Regions from separate parts of the Homo sapiens genome. Here regions 2 and 3 are each linked to region 1. Evidence: chromatin loops called from intact Hi-C (ENCODE). Cell type or tissue: Caco-2. All regions are shown on one strand.

What was found. Hi-C counts contacts between places; a loop is a spot of excess contacts. Peaks named below come from ENCODE experiments on the same cell type or tissue, not always from the same donor. Only the 100,000 strongest peaks of a DNase experiment are listed, where the experiment ranks them.
Region 2: it touches region 1 in a loop (8-fold over the local background); 1 of 110 quality-filtered maps calls a loop at or near these places.
Region 3: a loop joins it to region 1, with 9 times the contacts of the local background. A loop is called at or near these places in 1 of 110 quality-filtered maps.

What each region holds. Positions count from the first base shown.
Region 1 is chr3:152,809,660-152,814,659 of GRCh38, forward strand. It overlaps the pseudogene ATP5MGP5. Among named protein-coding and RNA genes, the nearest start is that of P2RY1, 23 kb to the right of the region's middle. In Caco-2, no CTCF peak of the experiment used is centred here; a DNase peak (open chromatin) is centred at 2,502.
Region 2 is chr3:152,877,957-152,882,956 of GRCh38, forward strand. No RefSeq gene overlaps it. Among named protein-coding and RNA genes, the nearest start is that of P2RY1, 45 kb to the left of the region's middle. RefSeq lists a silencer at 1,931-2,131. In Caco-2, no CTCF peak of the experiment used is centred here; no DNase peak of the experiment used is centred here.
Region 3 is chr3:152,934,898-152,939,897 of GRCh38, forward strand. No RefSeq gene overlaps it. Among named protein-coding and RNA genes, the nearest start is that of P2RY1, 100 kb to the left of the region's middle. In Caco-2, no CTCF peak of the experiment used is centred here; no DNase peak of the experiment used is centred here.

The DNA of each region.
Region 1 (5,000 bases):
AAACTGCTCACTGCAACGATTTTCATATAATTTCTTCATGCCTGTACATAAGGCAGATAGGAATATGCAAATATATAAATCACAAGGATGCAGAAGTCTTCAACGTGTTACCAGTATTAGCATCTGGCCTGGATTGCAGAATTCATCTCTGGCACCATTTATTAAGATAAATTTTATTATCTAGTTTCTTACTTTATACTTAAAATCCTGAATCATGTTCAAAACTTGCAGGTTTTTGCAGTCACTAAATGTTTGCAATAAATCTCTTAAAATACATTAAATTATTTAAAATAATGACTAAATTTATTTTAAACATATTTATATGTGCTGGGTTAGGTGATATTAAACAACTTTTATTGGGTTTGTAGTACTCTGTTTTACTAGAAACTGTATATAGCCAACTGAAGCCTCCCTGAAGGCAGCATACAGAGTGACTATTCCCTGAATAGTTCACTGTTATTAACTGGCATGCCAGTTCCTTCAAAGCACTTGACTAAAATTGCTTATGAAAAAATTTCCAGGTGATGGAATGAACATAATGTTAAAAGTGCCCACAGTTTTTGGTGCTGCACACTGTTCTTCACACATTTAATCGTGACAGTAACCCTGGATAATAGCCATTATCTCCCATTTTATGGATAAGGAAACTGAAGATTAGATAGATATAGAATGTTGTCAGGGTCTCACAGCCGATACTAGTCAAAGTCAAGATTTAAACCCACGTTTTTTTATTCTCACTCACAGTATAGTCCTTTCTCTCTCATAATTTATTAAATTCCTCTGTTTAAACATATCAGTAAAAGATGGTGGAAGGATAGGGTAGATGCTTTAATTCCAAGCCCCAGAAACCTGTCCCATGTTTTTTCTGAGAGTTTGAAAACTAGGAAAGAATATTATAGTTTGACTGCATATTGGGAGTGAAAGGGAAAGCAATTAATCCAATCATAAAAAGGAGGTGCACTGAGCAAACAATTTAAGAAGAGTTTTTTCATAACGTTGAAGGCTTAAAAGCATAGCAGTTGGGCAATATATTTTATGAAATACCTGTTATTTAATATGAGGCCGTAATTGAAGCTAATTTAGTCTTTCAGGTATGTTTTAGAATACAAAACATGCTCATTATCCACTGACTTATTTTACAGCTATGTTATTGTACATGACCAACAATCTTGTTTGATTCACTTTTTAAAGAGGTAAATGAAGCACAATTATGTCTTCAAGCAACAAAAAAGATAACAATACTATAATTTAAAGTGACATCTAATGTCCAATCTGTCCTTAGAATAGATAATTTTATGCCACACAAAGTTTAAGTCATAATTGGATCGCTATCTTTTTATTATTCACTTGTATTTTCTATATAATTCTTGATAATTTGGCCATTGACATTAAATTATAACTAGAAGCACAAAGTGGACTCTTGCTTTGGAAATATAATTACAAAAGACAAGCAACCAAAAGCAAAAACAGCCTCTAAGATGCAATAGTAATGTATATTTGTTATTTGTCTTCCCAACGTTTGTTGGGTCTCTATTTCTCCTTCTTTCAGCTTTGACGCTTGAATGGTGTATGATAGGCTAGAATAATGATCCCCAAAAGAAACCCAGATCCCACTCTCTGGAACTTGTGACTGCTATTTTATATGGCATAAGTAATTTTTCAAGTGTGATTAAGCTAAGGATCTTGACATAGGGAGATAATCCTGCATTACCTGGACAGTTTTGACATGTAAATTTCAAGGTTCCTTATATGAGGGAGGATAATTGTAGAAGAAGGCAATGTGACCACTAAAGCAAGATGTTACACTGTTGGCTTTAAAGACAGACAAAGGGGCCAAGAGCCAAAGAATGTATCTATAGAAGTTAGAAAGGCAAGTAAACGGATTCTCGCCCAGAGCCTCCAGGGAGAGCACAGCCTTGACACCTTAATTTTGACCTGGTAAGACTGGTTTCAGACTTCTGACTTCCAGAAATGTAAGAGAATAAATGTATGTTTTATTAGCCCACAAAGTTTGTGGTGATGTTTTAGAGCAGCCATAGGAAATTAATACAGATGGGGTTCAGGGGTGGAACCAGTGACCTATTTCTGTTTTTCTTTTTTTTTTCTTTTTTCTATTTATTTATTTATTTATTTATTTATTTATTTTGAGAACAAGTCTTTCACTGTCACTCGGGCTGGAGTGCAATGGTGCGATCTCGGCTCACTGCATCCCCTGCCTCCTGGTTCAAGCGATTCTTCTGCCTCAGCCTCCCAAGTAGCTGGGATTACAGGCGTGAGCCACCATGCCCGGCCCACCAGTGACCTATTTCTAAGCTAATCAATATATCCCATTTTTCTACCCACAATCAGACAGTTCAAAATGGCTTAAGTTACCCAATCAGAGGTAAAAGCAGGAATGCTGAAAAGAGATAAGGGAGTTGTCCCATTAGGCTGAATCTTAGAGGATGTGAAAGCTGGAAAGCTGAAGCCATCTACTGTTCACAGGGGAAAACCTGCATAAGTGTAAAGCCAAATGGAGACCTGGAGGAGATGTGAGTGCAGAGAGCAAAAGACAGAAAGCAAAAAGAGTAGAGGAGTGCAAAGGAGGAGGATTTGCTAAGTGCTGACAGTATTTGATATCTCAAGTACCTCAAGATATATCTTAAACCACCCTGCCCCCTGCACTTCTGTTAAGTGAACGAATCAGCTTCCTATTTTCATAAACCAGGTTGGCTGCCTTTTCTGTCATTTGCAAGTGAAAGGGCTACATGTGAACCCATCTTTAGGTTTGAGTTTTAATTTTTTTTTTTTTAAGTAACAAAGGTCAGTACAATTGTATGACTGATAGCATGTATACTTTACTATGTAAACATCATTGGAGACTGTATGAACAGGCACACTTCAAATATTTAAAAGATAAGATTATAAGCAATAAATATTAGAGCTGGCCACATAATCATCAGGGAGTAGACTGGGAAGACAAACCCTAAGGGAGGAGGTTAATTTACTTGGGCAGGATTCCAGTCCTATTTACTTAGGGACTCTTTTGCCAAATTCTAGTAGGGGTCCTCATACCTAATGTATCAGGACACATTATCCAATCCTAAACTACTTTATATTATGAATAAAATATTGCTTTAACTGATCTTTGTCTTTTTAAATATTAAACAGCTGTTTAGACATTTCTTTTGGTGCTGTTTAGTTACCACTATGTTTCAATCCCAGAGTAAATAGAGAAGATTGTCTCCCCACCACCAACACCTTTCACTTGCCACCAGCATAGAACATTTGTTTTCTGTGAAAAGAACCAATATTGCATTAAAAAATTAAAAGTCCATAGTTTGAAATAGACTTTGGTATCTGTAAAGTTACTATGGTGAGGTAAATTACTTGAGTGAAAGTATTGGATAAGTTCCACATTAGCTAAAAGATAGGACAGACAATTTGCAGATTGTACTTGCCGTTTTTGTAGGACATAGTCTTGTTAGGACTTTCTTTATTATCTTCAAGAGACAATTGTTCTAAGTAAAAATAGTAATAATGGCATAATAGAAATGTCCAGGATATAAATATGATTATCTTAAAGTTTTGCCTGAAAATATGAGTATCAGATAAATCGATCACTCATAGACAGCCCTTAATTTTCTCAGATGATTTGATTTTCTGATGTAGTAGCTGATTTGCAGAATGTATGATACCTAGTATTAGTAAATAACAACACCAATTCCTCCCATAAAAAGTTCAATTAAGTGCTCTGTTCTAAGTCTTCCATTTGAGGCTATTTCTATTGGTAAAAAGTTAATAATGTGACAATCTATATATTTTGTTGTTAAATATAACTCCATATTGATTTGATATAATATCTAGATATATAATCCATGACTGATGACTACTTGGAGCCATCTTCTGAAGAAAGGGAGGAAGCTGTTGAAAACAGACCAATGGCCAATCAGAGATTCAGTCAAGGATGGTCACTATAATTTTACCAGTTTCAATGCCTTTGTAAATGTAGAAGAATATATTTTTACTGAAGTACAGTCATTCTGGCAGAAAAGATGGTTAGGAGTAGTTAGGAGCGGCTTATCAATTAGGACTAATTTATACCGTGAAAATATTAAACCTAGCTTGTTTTTGACACCACATGCTTAAGTGACTTGTTCTCTCTCTCTCATTAGCCTATAGATGTCAATGCTTCCACTGAACACAGAAAAATAATATGCTGTTTCTCATATCTACCTAACGGTGACCACTAGACTATCAAATACCAGAACTATAATTTACTAGCTTCATTACCAGCTTCTTCCTGAGATGTTAACTTGTCAGTACCTGGAGACCTTGTCTAAATTTCGTGATTTCTTTCACTTGGGACTTATAAGTGCAGTTTCATTATTCCTTTCTCTCTAATAAAAGTTTATGTTATAAATACAAACTTTAAATGATAAATGGAGAATCTCTGAATCACCAAAGAAATTTTTATAAAGACACAGTCTGTAAAATCTAATTCCCACATGACCCAGATACAACAAAGTACAAAACTTTTCATGTATTGGCTAGGCACGGTGGCTCACGCCTGTAATCCCAGCACTTTGAGAGGCTGAGGAGGAAGGATCACTTGAGATCAGGAGATAGAGACCAGCCTGGCCAACATGGTGAAACCCCATCTCTACTAAAAATATAAAAATTAGCTGGGCATGGTGGTGCACGCCTGTAATCCCAGATACTTGGGAAGCTGAGGCATGAGAATCCCTTGAACCCGGGAGGCCAAGGTTACAGTGATCCAAGATCGCAACACTGCACTGCAGCCTGGGCAATAGAGTGAGACTGTCTAAAAAAAACAAAACAAACAAACACACACACACACAAAACATGTTTTATGCATTAAGTAAGTAGATGAGTTAAGAAAACATGGTATGTGATTAAAATAGCAGTGAACCACATTCCAATGGCATATATACTTATTGCTTGGGATTTATGAGGGATTGGTTGCAGGACCCACCCCCTATACCAACATCCACTGATGC
Region 2 (5,000 bases), 68 kb after region 1:
GAGTTAGCATCAATCTTTTTATCTTACATTATTTTGATCTCTGGAAGCCTGGTTGTCAAAAGTACCCTGTCTTAGTTTCTAACAAAGATGGACATATTTGCCTTTTCCTATCTCCACGCAAAAAGTTGGACAAATACGTAGAACTCTATCTGACCATCTGGGTTTCATTTTAACTTTTACTTTACGTTCTGGTTCTTTACCTCCTCTACCAATTATACTGAAGAAATAAAAGAAGAGAACAGTAAAATTCCTGTGAAAGAATCACTCCAGGGATCTTGGAATTTTATTGGTTATCAAGGTGAAAGGAAACTCATTCTCTGTGATATCTGAAATTACAGGACTGATAATTTAAAGCCCTTATACCAATAGTTTGTATCACATATAAAAGTCCACAGTGGAACTTGAGAGAATCCTACATGAATTTCTAACTCTTCATACACACTATCTTACTATCATAAACATTGAAAACATTATGAAATAATCTGAAATGAATATGATTAGATATGTTTTTAGTAGTAGCCTACTTGAGAAATAATATTAAACCAACAAGACTTCTTTTAAAAATGTGCAGTATCCCAAAGCTATAAGAGATAAACAAAATTGTTTCATTCCTGGCTCCAAACTCTTGGCTTTTTACTTCCTCTGTTATACCTGCCTCTGTAACTCTTGAATTTGGCACATTTTTAGACTCTTCTCCTGCCATTGTGTATATTGGTTCCTGATATGGTTTGGCTCTGTGTCGCCTTCCAAATCTCATGTTGAATTGTAATCCCCATGTGTTGAAGGAGGGGCTTGGTAGGAGGTGATTGAATCACAGGGGTGGACGTCCCTCTTGCTGTTCTTGTGACAGTGAGTGAGTCCTCATGAGATCTGGTTGTTTAAAAGTGGGTAGAACCGGCTGGGCACAGTGGCTCACGCCTGTAATCCCAGCACTTTGGGAAACTGAGGTAGGCGGATCACGAGGTTAACAGATCGAGACCATCCTGGCCAACATGGTGAAATTCCATCTCTACTAAAAATACAAAAATTAGCTGGGCATGGTGGCACGTGCCTGTAGTCCCAGCTACTCGGGAGGCTGAGGCAGGAAAATTGTTTGAACCCGGGAGGTGGAGGTTGCAGTGAGCCAAGATCGCACCACTACACTCCAGCCTAGCGACAGAGCAAGACTCTGTCTCAAAAAAAAAAAAAAAAAAAAAAAAAAAAAGTGGGTAGAACCTCTCCCTTCACTCTCCTGCTCCTGCTCCGCCATATGAAGAAGGTGCTTGCTTGCCCTCCACTTTCCGCCATGACTGTAAGTTTCCTGAGGTCTCCCCGCAACGCTTCCTGTACAGCCTGTGGAACTGTGAGTCAACGAAACCTCTTTTCTTCATAAATTACTCAGTCTCAGGTAGTTTTTTATAGCAGTGTGAGAATGAACTAATACAGTTCGCCTGCCCGTGATGACTCCTTTAACCTCACTGTCTCTCCTATCCTCAAAGGCCAGTAATTGAATTTTCTGTAAAAATAGAGGATTTGCAAAGTTTCCCTTGTGCTTCACAGACATCTTCAGAAAGAAACTTGAATTTGACATGTTCAAAACTGAATCTACTGTCATCCAAACAAGCCACATCCTTCTTTTGACTTCTATATATCAGACCACACCACCAGCATTCTTTCAGTTACCCAAACTTCTTTTCCCCTTTCTCCTCATAATGTCAAGCCATATAGGCTCCACCTCAAAATTCTCACATCCCTTTTAGCTTTTCTATTCCAAGCTCAGTAACCTCTTAACCCGTTTCCCAGCCACCAGCTCTTACCATTTCAATCAGGCCTGTGAACCACCTCTCAAATAATTATTTTAATAACAGATCCAATAATATTACTTCCTTGACAAGAAGTCCTCAATGTTTCTCATTGCCTACCAACTTAACGTAAATTCTCTCTCTGGCATTCAAGATCATCTAAAATATATCTGGCACTTATCTTGCTCTACACCTTACACCCTGATTTGGACCTTAAACTCTCACCATGCTCAATAGCCCAATCTTCTCTGAACAGACCTGAACTTTGTTCCCTTGCTGTCTTCCCCCGCCACACCCCCACTAAGAATCATCCTAGTCCCTTCTGTCCAGAACAACACTTTCCAATAGAACTTTCTGTGAGAATGGAAATGATCTACAATTTTGTGCTGATGAATACAGTAGCTGGAAGCAACATGTAATAGTTAACTCTTGGACATTTGGCTGGTGCAACTGGAGAGTTAACTTCTTAATTGTATTTGATTCTAATTAATTTAAACTTTCACATGTGGCTGGTGGCTACTGGACAGTGCAAGCCTAGATGCTGTTTTCATTTCATAGAATTTTCTCCATTCTCTAGAGGTCAACCATCTACTCTGATGCCATCACTGATTTCCCTGGTTGGGATAATTTTTTTTTACCCTTATAATAATTTAACTGTGTCTTTTTCACAGCTTGTATTACTCAATAAGATAATATGAAAAAAAGCAGTGATGACAGGCCTAGATTCTAGATGCACATTGCCATACACTAGCTGTGTAACTTTGGGCAATTTTTCTCGTTTCTCCAAGCATCAGTTCCATCATTGATCATTTCATCATACCTCACAAGGTGTGAGGATTAAATAAGAAAAAAAAAAACAAGTAAAATGCTTAGTTTGGTTTTATGGTAAGTATTTGTGTGCAAATCATTGATAAATTCTTTACAATTATGAATTCAGTATCTGTTGAGCATTCACTCATCACTTTGCATGCCAAAATAAGTAAAATACAGTCCCCTGCCATCCTTTAACTCATAGACTGATGTGGCAGTGATTCTTATCTTAAGTGTCCTTCTGCATTTTGAGTCCTGAAGAGCAGAAATTGTGCTTGCTTTATCTTTAGGGCCTGCTAAGAGCTTTGAACGATATTAGGTACATAAGATACTATCAATAAATATTTGCTAAAAGAGTGTTAATCTCCTCCTCCACCCTTTTTAAAACATAGGTAGGCTTTGTTTGTACTTCTCCAATGACATCTATTTTACTCTATCTTGTATTGCAGTTACTTGTTTGTGCATTTAATCCATCCTCTCCCTACCTCTCAAACACTACCTAATCAATATATATTTGAGAACAGTGTCTACCTCATTGCTTTTGATGTTTATATTATATAGTCATTGTGTTCCTCAGGAATTCAGTAAGTGCTTTCCTCCCTTTTCCTTTTCTAGTAAATAAATGGAATTTAAAGCTAAACTGAGGTATCAAGAAATGAAAACAGGAATTTCTATTGTTCTCTGCACATGTATCCTGTGGGAAGGTTAAACAGGATTTTGACTTTACCAGTTCTTTTCCCATGCTTACTTTCAGATATTTCTCTATGAAGTAGACTATGCCCTGGATTGTGCAGTATAAAACAAATGTTTAGTTTTTTAGGTTTTTTTTCTTTTTTTAAATAACGTTCTGAACATTGTTAACACATGGCACAATATTTTAGATTCCTATGGATAGCAATGCTCCCACATTGTAGCTGCAACTTTGTGTCCCTAAGAATTAAGAATAGAGTATACTTTATGTGATCTTTATATAATTTTCTATACAATAATACCTGTCTAGTGTACACCGATTATAATACTCACTTGTGGAAAGATTTTTGGTGATATGGAGTGATTTGCCTAATCTTGTTTCATTTTTACTCTCTAAATCTTATTTTACAATTATAATTCCTATTATTTGAATGTATAGGTCATCTTTACTAGCTACAGTAAAGCCATCTTTATTACTCTAAAACACCAATTGCTTCTGAATCATGACACTCTGTTAAGGCAAAGAGTTTTTTAAATTTATGATTAAAAGTTATCCTTGACTTTCCATCTCAGAACTGTAAGTTGTAAAATACAACCACCACCAAATAGTTTGCAAGTAATAAATGTCTCTTTAAATATAAAAGAAAAATGATATTAATTAAAAGTTTTTAAAAGTGAAAATTATGCTTATAAAAATAAAAATCAGAAGTCATTTTTAGCCTAAAGCCAGCAAAATATAACTATTACAAATAATTTACAATTTAAACAATAAAATTAAAAAAGAAAGACTATGAATTTGACTAAAGTTATAAAGTGTAACTGCATGAGCTCACTGTCTTTTCTAATATATCCTACTAATTAGAAGCATACGAAAAATACATCTAAACACTAAATAAAAATTTTAGCTTGAGGTTTGGGCAATACTTATGCTCTTGAAATTATTTACCACTGCTAAGTAAGCTTTAAACTGGGTATAATTTAATAAATGTTAGGTTAAATCATTGGTGTTTTGTGAAATTCAACTAGTATTACATGATCCTGTCTGACTGAGGCTTTGCACATTCCATACACACTCTTCAGAGAAGATAATTACACACTGAGAAAGCTTTGCAATAAATCAGGTGGACTTCTGAAAGCAAATTACTATTAAGAGGTGAGGCACTTTTGTCATATTTGCTGGAATTTGCTGGAAAATCATATAGAAACATGTGATTTGTTTTATAGATTCTCAAGCTTATATTTATAATATTCTTCAACAGAGTAGATTATTTCCTTATTATTAACTAGGTGACCTTCCAGAATCTATTAGAATTTCTATAACCCCTAAACCCTCAGTCGTGTAATAGCACAAAATTAACAAAAAAAAAAGTCATCAAGTGATTATTTAAATAAAAACTGTTTTTATCACTTTTATTTTGGAATAAAAATGTTTTAAAGGGCACATTTTCACTTAGGAAATGCTGAAAGATAAACTGCTTCTTTGACATGGGAAACTAGAAACATATAAAGGATATCTTAAAATATTACATTGGCGTTAGCAGGGAAGTGAGTTAAAAAGGAAATGAGTGGAATTTCATAAAATATACCTAACTTAAAAAAAAGTATTAATCTGTTCAAATCAGTTCTTATATTGCTAGCTAGAATCTGATCTCTTTACTGAATCAATTTGTTGTTGAATAATATTAATGCCCCTTTTTTCATATTAAATATGGAATGACA
Region 3 (5,000 bases), 130 kb after region 1:
TGGCATCTAAGAAGAGAAGAACCATAAAACAGCCAACAGCCATTCACTCGAAAGTGCCGTGGGGCAGTTTGAGGCAGCAGCTAAAACTACAAGGGGTTTTACCCACTCCAGTGGCAAGTGAATTCAAGAGCTTACAGTAGGTTGAAAAGGACTGAAGTCGTCTAGTTTCTGTGAACTCTGAAAATTGGCCCACTAAGTTCTCTTCCAAAATGGAGCTCCACACAGAGGAAAACTGCAGAGGATGGGATTAAAATGGAACAGGATAAAAGGCAATAGAAACCATGGAAAGAACGTCTTGATAAAAGTGGGACAGGAGAACAGAGACAGACAGAAGGAAATATCTTAAATGTGTAAGTAACTAAGTCATCTCCTTCAGAGAGGAATTGTTTTTGCTTTAGCTTTATTCCTGATGTCACCAACAACCCAGGCCAATGTCAGAAACTTAATTTTCAGGCTGAGAGTTTTCGTGGACCACACAGGTATTGTTAATACTGTCCCCTAACCCACAAAAGTACATGCCTCCAGCTAGTCCCAAGTCTATAATAACCTTGGTGATAGTGGTGGGTTGATTTGCCCTAATATATTCTTTTTTTTTTTTTTTTAGGTGGAGTTTCCCTCTGTCACCCAGGCTGGAGTGCAGTGGTGTGATGTTGGCTCACTGCAACCTCCACCCCCCGGGTTTCAAGCAATTCTCCTGCCTCAGCCTCCTGAGTAGCTGGGATTATAGGCGCCCGCCACCATGCCTGGCTAATTTTTGTATTTTTAGTAGAGATGGGGTTTCACTATGTTGGCCAGGCTGGTCTCGAACTGCTGATCTCAGGTGATCGCCCGCCTCAGCCTCCCAAAGTGCTAGGATTATAGGCGTGAGCCACCACGCCTAGCCTACCCTAATATACTTTCTATGAGAGTTGTACTTTGAATTTTTCCGCTTTACTAAAGTACTTCTGATCTGACCACCATACTTTTAGGGCTTGAAGCTTTGTTTCCAGAGCCAAAAATATGTGCCCAGTAAAAATCCAAGCCCTGAGCCATCAGGAATTGACAGACGCCCTCAGATTAAAAACAAACTCTAGATGGAGCTTGCTGCTGTTGAATCACTCTTCATTCTTTGGCCTCCAATTCTTTCTATTACTAGAGCTCAGGCTTATTTATTTAAAGCTTGTCATATTTTATCTAGCATTTCAGGTGTTCCACACCATGAGGGATTTCTCTGTATATTTAATCTGGCAAATTGATTAAAATATAAAATGTGTTTATCTATTTGCCATTGTGCATCCTAATTCATAGCTTTAAGTAAATATCTCCCATATACAGGCATAAAGTGGATGTTTTTGTCAAGATTTCCCTGAACTCCAGACTCATCTAGTTACCCCCAAACCAGCTACACCTATACTCTTAACATCTCAGTAAATGGCAACTTCAAACTTTCATTGCCCAAGCTGAAAGCCTGATAGTAATTCTTCTTTCTTTCTCTCCCACCCTTAATCTCATGCACCAGAATCCTTGTTAGCTCTGCCTTCAAAACATATCTAGAATAATATTATTTGTTACCATCTCAACCAATCCCACCACAATCCAAATCAGCACCAACTCTCACCTGGATTATTCTAATAACAGGTACTACACTTCTAACTTTTCCTTCCTGCAGCCTTGTCTCAACACAAGCAGAGTGACACTGTTGAAATACTAAGTTAGATCATGTCACTCTTCTGTCAAACCCTCCTGGTGGCTTATTTCATGCATACTGAAGACCTAAATCAGTACAAGGACCTGAAGGACTGCATCTGTCTGATCCTATCACCTACTACCATACCCCTTGTTTGCTCTGACTCAGACATATACACCTTCCTATTCTTCAAAAACGCTGAGCTATTTCCACTTCAGAATCTTTGCAGTGGCTGTTTTCTCTATCTGTCTGTAATGCTCTTCTTCCAGATATCTATCTGTATGGCTCCTTCTCTTACCTCTTTAAGTCTTTGCTGAAATGTCACCTTCTCTATGAAGCCTACACTGTTCACCCTATTTAAATGAATCCCCTACTCCAGCAGTTCAAGTCTACTTACCATGCTTTATTTTTTATAGTACTAAATATCTTTTCACTATACTATATACTGTGTAATATAGTTATTTCTTACATTTATTTTCTGTCTTTCCATATTAGAATATAAGCTTTATGAGGTCAAGATACTGTCCTTATTGTTTTGTTCTCTGATGTATACACAGAACCTAAAAGAATGCCTGACCACTTTGAAGGCACTCCATAAACATTAGTTGAATGAATGCATGAATGAAAGGTATCGTAAAGAAAATATGGTAACACATGGATTCTTTTTTGCTGTGCAAATTTAAATAGCATTATGGAAAATCTTCTAAAAAGAATTTGACATCATTAGAGAACAGAATGATTCTGAAATGGAAACTCATATTGAATTCTATCCAGATGATTCAAATCTAATTACTTTTAAATTTTTGTCAATGATTTTCCAAATGGACTGTTTTCTCCATGCTACAATGCATTTCTTGAGTTAGAGTGTCACCTTAAGACGTAACTGTGGTACTTGTATTGCTGTTCTCAGGAATAGTAGCTAAATGGAAGGTCTCGAGAATCAGACTCCCTTGAAATCCTGACTCCTCCATTTCTTATCTATATGACTTGTGTCAGCTCCTTTAACCCCTAATTCTCAAATTTCTTAGTTATAAACATCAAAACTGGGGGGCTAATTTGGACCCTCCATTTAAGCAGTGGTTTTTGTTCTGATTACTCCCATCCTTAGGCAATACTGTAATCCTTTGAATTCTTTGTTAGGAATTGCCAGAGACAACCTGGATTTCTTTGGTTAATATTTGTTCATACTTCCAATGACCTGCTTGCAGAATTATGCAATGTTAGTATTTTTTATCTATTGATGTTTAAACTTGGAAATACCTAAATGATATTATTGGTACCAATCTGTCTAGTAAAGCTGGAGCACCAGTTTTTATGGGCAGACGTTAAATGTCATAATATGCCAGAAGCTCGTAGCAAGAAGACAGGAGGAGACCTTCAGGTGCAAGTATTCCCAGGTTAGAAGACCAGCTGACATCTTACTCCCTAATGCTTTTGGTGAAAGTGAGGTGTTAAACTGTGAATAGATTGTGGTGAAATGTTGTAATGAAGTGGGTATCTGGAATGATTTACATAAGTCACTGTCAAAGCATACATTCTTTGACAGAGTATACATCCTTTGATTTAGTAAAACTGCAGGGTAGCTCCCATTAGGTTATGGGATATATTATTGAAACCCTTTGAAGATTCTGCAAGTCAGACTTACCTTTATCTTCTATCCATTAGCCTAGGCACTTCACAGACCAAGTCTGCTGCCAGGTTATCAGAACCACATTAAGTAGCCAAATTCACCCTGAAAGATATCCATTGAACAAAACATTTCATATTATTACATTTGGATTGCCTTGAGTCAGCCTTAAGTTATTTTGTTTCTTAAGTTTATTTTTAGTTTACTCTTAGAAACTCACAGTTTTCTTTAAAATATATGTGAGGACATTTGTTACTATTTATTTCTTATTTTCTTTCACTACAATCCAGTTTCCATTCTTGTAAGTTCAAACTATTGTAAGTAATTGCTAACACTTTTTCAGGAATACCAGAATACTCTTAGATGACTTCTGACATTTTACCTCACAGAATATGACAAAGGGAAGAAAGTAAAATACACTATCTATTTGTTATTATTATCTTTATTATTGCATTCACTATCTGGGTTTAGTTGTTACATTTTAATTCCAGATATATTAGAACATTTTGCACAAATACAAAATGTAGAATATCTTTGAGCAGCTTGTATAACACTTGCACCCTCAATACTGTTTAATAGGTACTGAGAGGATCTTTGAAATAAACTTCATATTTATGCAGTAAAATATTGCATAGCTGACACTGTTTCTCCTAGCCTCTGCTACTGGGACTTTACGAGGTATCACATTTCCTTTAGCAAATTTTTCATAATGCCACTGAATATTACACAGTAAAGAGCTGACCCCATCTCTTTTCTGGTATGTTATGAGCCACTTTAAGCCTGTCAACTGCTAAACTACAATCCAATGCAAAACACTGCTGTTTGCCTATGGGCTACAATTTTTTCATTATCCAATTTTATCTGAAATCATTTGTATACAATAAGACAACTTCAGCTGCAGGGGATGGAAAGCAAAATACTTGAGCAGTTCAGATTAAAAAAATATTATTTTGATTCCCTCTGTGCCCCAATTTATGGCCACTAGAGGGGTCTCTATTAATCAGCACAGCCTTCTTCTCCTGACATCTATTTAATCCTTAAAATATTAGATCCAGATCTTCCTATGGCTTATTTTCCCCATTCAAGCCACATGGTTATATTTCATGCTTTGTAGATTGCTAGAAGGAAAAATAGCAACCTCAACCTCCTGTTGCTTAAATAATAAGACATTTACTAATGCATTAAAAAGAAACTTGTTTCAATATGTGGTAGACACACACACACATATATGTAATCAAATCAGCAGAAATGAGATCCCAATCTTTGATGTCATTGACAGCTGTCAGGATGTGGTATTACTTGCCATCATCCTTCTAATGGAGTCACAATCGAGAAGGTAAAAGTCTAAGTAGTGCTTTGATGATGAGGAAATGTGCTATATTAAACAGGACTTTTTCTTTTTTTTTCTTCTTTTTTTTAAAAATTTATTTATTTATTTTTATTGATCATTCTTGGGTGTTTCTCGCAGAGGGGGATTTGGCAGGGTCATAGGAAAATAGTGGAGGGAAGGTCAGCAGATAAACAAGTGAACAAAGGTCTCTGGTTTTCCTAGTCCACAGTGTTTGTGTCCCTGGGTACTTGAGATTAGGGAGTGGTGATGACTCTTAACGAGCATGCTGCCTCCAAGCATCTAAACAGGACTTTTTCTATGACAGGTAACCTAAAACCCAACCAAAATGACATAAGCACAAACTAAATTTTTGTATA